Regions from separate parts of the Mus musculus genome. Here regions 2 and 3 are each linked to region 1. A link is a loop called in an ENCODE intact Hi-C map of the cell type or tissue named here. Cell type or tissue: left cerebral cortex. All regions are shown on one strand.

Region 1 (2,500 bases):
CTGTTCAGTTCTTTATTTTAACCAATCAGATGGTGATGGAGTATAATGTTTTACAAAATACTGAATCAGGTGATACTTTAATGACAGTAGCAAAGTTCTGACTGCCACCAGATCTCTGGGTACAGAAGTCAGCATTTGAATACACAGTGCACTAAACACCCCCCCCCCCCAACAAAAGACGCTCTCTCTATATTAGGTCTAGTTTAACTTTCCTACATTTAAAACAAATACTTGTATGGATTGTGATGACTGTCTCACGCTGTTTGTGTGTGATTCACCCCCCTCCTTGCCCCCAGCTCTTCCGTCATCTTTTTCTCAGGGTCTTGCATCAGGTGGAAAGCCTGGTGTAGTCTTAGTTTTCCTATTTACAAAGCGTGCACAGCCTGACAGAAAATCCCCAGGATGGGCTGGCTGGAGAGGTGGCTCCGCAGTTAGCGCACTGGCTGCTCTTGCAGAGGACCCACATCTGGTTCCCAGCACCTGCATGGTGGCTCACAGATCTCTACAGCCCCAGAGCTTGAGGATGCAATTCTGTCTTTGGGCTTCCTCACGCACTGCGTGCACATAAACACATGCAGAACACCGGCACACTGTTAAAAAATAGTAACAATAAAAACATTCTCAGTGTCATTGCACAGAGTGGAGCCCATAACACAGAGTATCATTCCCGTCTCCCACCCCCCTTTTTTCCTTGACCATTTCTCTTCCCTTTTCTCTCTTCCCACTCAAATTCCTCCTCGCTCTGACTAGGGGCTCGATTTTGTAAGAGTGCAGCTTGGTTTTTAAACCAGCAGGGGGCGCACTAGACTTTTCTAACGGTTTCCTGGTTTGTGGAGCCCCTGGAATCCTGCTGGATAGTGCGTTTCTTTGCGTTGATATGTCTAGTGAATATTAAACTCCTCCATGGTGAATTTAATTTTGAGTTATTTAAAACCCACTTTTTTCCTTTAGAAACTAAATTAACCATTGCGTTTAAGCTTAAACGTGGTCGTTTTTCAAATCAGCGTTTTTGAACCAAAATGTGAACAATGATCAGATGAGGATGGGTGCCTAATAAAGTCATTAACAGGACGCAGTCAGAGCTAGAATTTGGAGGCGTTAAGGACAGATTGTAGGAAGCCAGATAAACTGCTAAGGAGCCCTGCACTTGACCTATGGAACATTTGACCTAGTTGAGCTAAAACCCTAACTGAACATGTCAAGGTCGCTGGCTTTCTGTGAAAGCCATAGTGCAGAATTCCACAGACAAATAGCTTGGAATGTTGAACTCATTGTCACTTGGAGTAAGGGAATTGGGAGTTGGCGAGCCTTGGTGCCAAGCTGTCTTTGGCTCACATGCTTGTGGCTGCAGCGCCCTCGTGTGGTGAAAGGAGCGTAGAACCCCTGCCCGCTTACAGTCCTGGGCCCTTTGCCTTTCAGACAGGCGCTGTACTGGTCACCCTCCAGCGGGAGGTTTGCCACGTGCTGTCTTTGGTGTTCCACTGTTTGAACACCGTTTGTCACATGGTGTGACCTTGGCTTTTACAAAGCTTACGTAGTTCCTGGGCCAACGGATTGCTTGGAACATCGTGTTTATTTCCACCAGAAGCAGTTTCTTGGAGGGTAACTGGGGACCCAGGGCATCTGTGGAGACCTCTGTACTGTTGCTGTGGTCACATTGGGTGGGAGGTGTCTGGTTTTGAAGACCCAGTTTGTACTGGGATACTAATTGTGCTTTGCTCAATAATGCCTATAGACCCAAGGGAGGAGCTAGTTTGCCTTTGAATGCAGAGTGGATCATGATGTCATAGCCAGTTGCAGAAGGGAGACTAGGTGGTGCTCCTTCCTGCCTTTGCTCTGCCCTCCTTAGAAACTTAAGTCCCTCTCAGGCCCTGAGGGAGTCAAAGCCACCAGCTAACCAGGGGTCAGTTCTTCCTCGTATATGTCTCTGGGCATCTATTTAGAAGCCTCACCTGGTTGACGTCAGTTTCTAAGGACCATTGTTTGCATCTGATTGTAGGCATCTTCAAATGCCCCATTTCTCCTAGAGGCCCAGACAAAGGAGTGTACGGATTATCAGTGGGTCTCAGTAGATCAGTCACAAACCTTCAAGAGATGGACCTAGGCTGTAGCCTAGGCTGTGGGGATAACCCGAGTCATGGAATTCCCAGATCTGTGCCCATATCCCCCAAGGTCTGGAATTACAGTCGTGGGGCATCCTGCCAAGCTCCTAAATCACTTTTTAATTAATAAGAGGGACCATAATCTTTATGTAGCTCTATGTAAGCATGTGACTGTGTGATATTAAATGTATAGCTACAGACCTTAAGGTGCTGTAAAGACACCAAGACAGGATCCTCTGACATCTGGATGATGTCACGTGCAGACACGTGACAAAGTGGATGCAGGAGATCATGCTGATACATGAATCTGTTTCCAGGTTAGAGACAGGATCTGGGGCTGAGGGATCTGCAAACTCACCGAAGCTGATCTCTCTCTCTCTCTCTCTCTCTCTCTCTCT
Region 2 (2,500 bases), 67 kb before region 1:
AACTTTACTAAGGCGACAACACACCAGCCTGGAGGATCTTCGCAGAGTGCTTACACCACATATGTGGTTTGCTGTCACTTTAAGACGGGTTATGATAAGTAGGAGATACACTGTACATTTAGCACAACCACAAAACACAGCAGTTACAGCTACTGAGCCAGTAAGGGGGTTAGGAAGAAATGTTGTTTTAAAATAATGTTTCAAGTATTGTGCTAATGTAAGAGGCCTGGGGCCAGATAAGCTGCCAAAGACAGAAAGAAGAGCTGGTCTACGACATGGTAGAAAGTGTTGGCAAATTATTTATCTGATAGTTAATATCTAAAATATACAAGAACTTGGACAACTCAATAGCAAGAAACCCCAATTTACAAATGTACAAGGGACCTAAGTAAACAACTGCTCAAATGGCCAATATGGAGAAAGTGCTCAAAGTCACAGGTCAGAATGCGCTTACAAGCCACGCTAAGGAGCAGGGAGTCGTAGAGCACACCTGCAGTCTCGGTACCAGGGAAGTGAAAGCAAGAGGATCCTGTCTGATCACTGTCCAAAAGATAAAAGATGAGTGTGGACGAGGTTGTTCAGAAAGAGAACTCCCGCACACTGTTAGTGTGGTCTGTAAACTCATGCAGCTATTTTGGAACACAGTATGAGTGATCTTCAGGTGTTAAAAGAAATGCTGTATAAGCTGGTGATCTCAATCGTGGGTAAATAGCCAGGTGATAGGAAACGAGACCTGCGTTCTGCGTTCACTCAAGTATCAATCGCAATAGTTGGTCGACTTCAGCATCCTTCAGCACGAGCAGATGCAGAACGGAAGAGAACTCTGCCCTACAGAATGAAGGAGAGCCTCGCCATATCAACTGAGGTGAGTCAAATGTGAAACGAAAACCTAAGTATCTCAGGCCTGGCAAGAGGGCTTGGTGGATACGGGGACTTGATGACCTGAGTCCCCTCTCCGGATCTCAGTGGTAGGAGAAAGCTGACTCCCACAAGCTGTCCTCTGACTTTCACATGCATCATGCATGATGTGGCACACACACGTGGGGAGAGAGAGAGAGAGAGAGAGAGAGAGAGAGAGAGAGAGAGAGACTGTGATAAAAATATAAAATACAAGCATCACGGCATCCAGAAACCGCTGTTGTGACATTTTTCCATGGAAGGCTGTATATGCTAGTTTTGAGTCTGAAGGCTGGGAACTGATCAGAGAAAAGGCCTGGCCATGAGGTGGCAGCAGAAGGGCATGCATAGAGTATCATGGGGATACAGTGTGGAGTGCTTTGGGGAGAACCCTCACAGTGGAGGGTCTTCCAGAGAATGTCCAGGATCCCAAACCAGAGGGAGAAAGAGTATGAGGACTTCTCTGCCTGCAGAAAATGGGAAAAGGGGCTTCAGTGGAGAGACTGGATTAGAGCTCCAAATGGCAGCATCCATGTGAGGTCTTCCAGAGCCCCAGGTTGTCATATCTGGGGCTAGAAGATGTTGGGAATTTTACAACTTATACAAAGCCATCAGACTCTAAAGTGTGAAATATGTTCATGTGCTTGCTTGGACTTCACTGAAAGTACTTGGCTTGGGTGTATGAAGATTTCAAGTTCGGCTTCAGCAGCCCTAAACCAGGCTACGTGTATAATTGCTTAGTTTGGATGTATGTGTGGATACCGTATGTGTACCTGGTGCCCTCAGAGGACAGATGAGGGCATTGGACACCCTGGAACTGGAACCAGAGTCCTAGGCTGTGGTGCAGACATAAACACCATGGGGGAGGGGGGGGGCTACCTTTAACCCATTGTTTGCAAGATGACTCAGTGGATGAAAGTGCTCACTGCCAAGCCTGATGACTTGACCCCGGGGGACCCCCACAAGTTGTCCTGTGACCTGCACCTGAGCATCTGTAACCTTACATCTTCCTGTTTCCTGTCCTGCCTTTAGAGTTTAATGGTTTGGGAAAAATACCTGGCAAACTCGCAAATTCAGCAAGACAAGCTCTCAGTGGTTCCTGGGTGCTACATCCCCTAGGTCAAGGTGATGTCTGGCCTACTGAGAGAGGATGCTGAACCCGTCCGTATGTTTTCTGCATGATCTTGCAGTTCTTCTCTCTATCAAGGGACACTCTTTCACTATATAAAACTATTTGCAGGGTACGATGATACACGCCTTTAATCCTAGCACTTGGGAAGCAGAGGCAGGCAGATCTCTGTAAGTGTGAGGCTGCCAGGGCAGCAGAGTAAGGCCCTGCGCCCACCCCCATAGAAAATGAGAGGAGGGAGAGAGGGAAAAAGAGTGAAAGAAAGAAATTAAGTTGGGGGCTAGAGAGATGAGGACTCAGGTAAAGAGTACCGGCTGCTCTTGTAGAGGACCCAGGCTTGTTTCCCAGCCCCCACGTGGTGACTCATAACCAACTGTAATTCCAGTTCCAGGGTGTCTAACACCCTCTGAGGACAGCAGGTACACATACAGTACACATATATACATCCAAACGAAGCAATTATATACATAATGT
Region 3 (2,500 bases), 58 kb before region 1:
CCAATAAGACCTTGCTCTGCAGAAGACATTAAAATAAAACTGCAGACAAGTATAGAAAAAAGTGTTTCTCGTTCCAAAGTGGAAGCCACATTCATGAACTGTGTGAAGAACTGCTTTCTGATGACTGAGCAGGAGGCTAGTGGAGATCTCAGGCCATGGAGGAAGAAAATGTCTAAACAGTTGGAAACTGGCTGGAGAGATGGCTCAGTGGCTAAGAGCATACACTGTTCCTTCAGAGGACCAGAGATAGATTTCTAGCAACCACATCACCTGTCTGTAACTATAGCTCCAGGCCAGAGACTCTGTACATACTTACACATAATTAAACATAGTTTAAAAAAATGAATCTCTAAAAAACGTCATGTCTCTAAAATGTTCAGGAAGCAATTTAATGTAAGAAGATTTGATTTGGAAGCCACAAAGAAACCACTTACTTGATTTCTATAAAAACCGATCTCATCTCTCCTTCCTATAATGTGGAGTGAGACCCCCCCACACACACACATACACACACTGGGCTTGATGGCTGTTGTTCAGGTTCCACTGCCAAGAACACACGTTGTCTAAACGCCTGCTCAGCTTCCAAGGACGGACTCCACCCTTTACTTAGTTGTAAGTATGTATGGAATGTTTTGATGGGAGACAGAAATGCTGATCATCAGGCATGTGAATGTTGGGAAGACATTTTTAACGTTTTCTTACCCTGCGCTTCTTGCTTGTGTTTGATTCAGAGCATCATGTAGCCCAGGCTGGACCTCAGACTCGCTGTGGTCAACTTGAACCCCTAATCCTTCTGCCTCCACTTCCTAGGTTCGGAGCATGTGCCACCTTGATGGGGCTTCTGTGACACTGGGGATGGAGTCCGGACTTTCGGGCATGCCTAGGTAGCATTCTCCCAACTGAGCTACATCCCCAGGTCTGAATATAATATTTTCATGACCCTGTCAACATGTCCACACCAGCACTGAGGAATCTTCACCAATACCATCTCTACCATTTGTTTGTTTGTTATTTTGTAGCCTTGGCTATCCTGGAACTTGCTCTGTGAACCAAAGTGAGCCTTGAACTCAGAGATCCACCAGCCTCAGCCTGGGATTAAACGCAGGGATTAAAGGTGTGTGCCACCACACCCTGCTAGTTTTAAATGCCCGCACCCGTAGTAGGTCTGTTGTTTGGAGTCTGTTCCCAGTACAGCTGAACTTGCCTACCCTGAGCAATGGTTTCTGCTGCAGGGTTCTCCGGAAAGCCTTTTACGTCTGCCCCCGTAATCCTGGACCCCACCGCATGGGTGTGCTGCGACCTCTGGTTCCCGGAGCGCACAGGGCCGGGGCGGTCCGCAGGGGCAGGAGCCGGGCGGAGCGTGGAGCAAAGGTTGCCTCATAGCCTGGGCCCTTCTCCAGAGCTCGGCGGCATCATGACGGTGGGCGCCCGGCTCCGAAGCAAGGCGGCGAGCAGCTTAGTGGGCCGAAGGCCCCTGGGGCGATCGCGCCGCGCCGGTGACGAGGAGACAGATGCCATCGTGGAGCACCTGGAGGGCGAGGACGAGGACCCGGCGAGCCCGGACTGTGAGCGCGAAGAGGGCGGGCGGCGCGCGGGGACTCCGAGCGCACGCAGGGTGCACCTGGCTGCGCTGCCTGAGCGCTACGACTCCCTGGAGGAGCCCGCGCCAGGCGACAAGCCCAAGAAGAGGTACCGGCGAAAACTGAAGAAGTACGGCAAGGTAGGTCCCCACGGCCCGGCCGCCCTGATCCAGACAGAACCGGGAGTCGCGCTGGGTGGAGTTGTGCCCGCATCCCCGCTGGCCTCCGGGACCATCACTAGGAGGGTGTGTAGCTGAGCGCGCGGGCAGGACCCTTGCTCCCAGTTGGAGCTGATGGTAATGCTGAAGCCATGGTGAGGTTAGTTGACTTGAGCCCCGGACCCAGCTGCGAAGTTGCAGTCTAGGTCCACCTATTTCCCGCACTCTCTCTGGGGCACCCCGCCACAGGAGAATATTAGGTGATTCAGTCCTAGACCCCGGGGTTAACCCGCGCGGGGCCTGCTAACTCAGCCAGTACATACCTAGAACCTGTTACCCCTCCCCCTTCTCTGATCAACAATCTCTGCACCCCGGGACTTCAGATGTTCTTCGGCCTGCCTTTTTACTTTGGTGGGAGAGCCAAAGGAAGGATGGATGGGGAACCGAATGAGTTTCGTTTTCAGGGCACATGATTATGGTTTCTAGGTGCTCTGACCTAGACAGGGCTAGGGAGGGAGTTGGAGTGGAGGGGAATCACAAAACTCATTGCTTGTGTTTGTTCTGACCAAAGTCCTCTGAACTCTCGGAATTATTGTCCAGGTAGTCTTCAGTGGGTGACCTTCATCATACCCGAGACATTCGGTCCCTTGCCAGGAGTTTAGTTTATCATTCTGAATGATATGACCGGAGCTTCCTCACAAGCAGGCAATGATAACATGCGTTGTTGAAGTGAAGTAGGGCTTTTGGGAGTAAGGAAGCCAT

The links. Hi-C counts contacts between places; a loop is a spot of excess contacts. Peaks named below come from ENCODE experiments on the same cell type or tissue, not always from the same donor. Only the 100,000 strongest peaks of a DNase experiment are listed, where the experiment ranks them.
Region 2: it touches region 1 in a loop (7-fold over the local background); 10 of 42 quality-filtered maps call a loop at or near these places.
Region 3: it touches region 1 in a loop (2.7-fold over the local background); 10 of 42 quality-filtered maps call a loop at or near these places.

Annotation. Positions count from the first base shown.
Region 1 is chr1:184,823,600-184,826,099 of GRCm38, reverse strand. The region is part of intron 4 of Mtarc2 (mitochondrial amidoxime reducing component 2); the gene reads left to right. Among named protein-coding and RNA genes, the nearest start is that of Mir1981, 2.4 kb to the right of the region's middle. In left cerebral cortex, CTCF peaks have their summits at 796 (motif pointing right) and 1,388 (motif pointing left); DNase peaks (open chromatin) are centred at 805, 1,370 and 2,225; H3K4me3 peaks cover 326 bases; H3K27ac peaks cover 245 bases.
Region 2 is chr1:184,890,926-184,893,425 of GRCm38, reverse strand. No RefSeq gene overlaps it. Among named protein-coding and RNA genes, the nearest start is that of C130074G19Rik, 9.1 kb to the right of the region's middle. In left cerebral cortex, a CTCF peak has its summit at 1,217 (motif pointing right); DNase peaks (open chromatin) are centred at 58, 884, 1,203 and 2,372.
Region 3 is chr1:184,881,906-184,884,405 of GRCm38, reverse strand. It overlaps C130074G19Rik (RIKEN cDNA C130074G19 gene), which reads left to right and starts at 1,370. Exons shown (of 2, transcript NM_178692.3): 1 at 1,370-1,720. The coding sequence starts at 1,415. Gm34602 (a long non-coding RNA gene) reads right to left here. Exons shown (of 4, transcript XR_003948516.1): 4 at 2,125-2,500. It also overlaps the pseudogene Gm17905. In left cerebral cortex, a CTCF peak has its summit at 1,298; DNase peaks (open chromatin) are centred at 1,347 and 1,671; H3K4me3 peaks cover 1,543 bases; H3K27ac peaks cover 1,354 bases.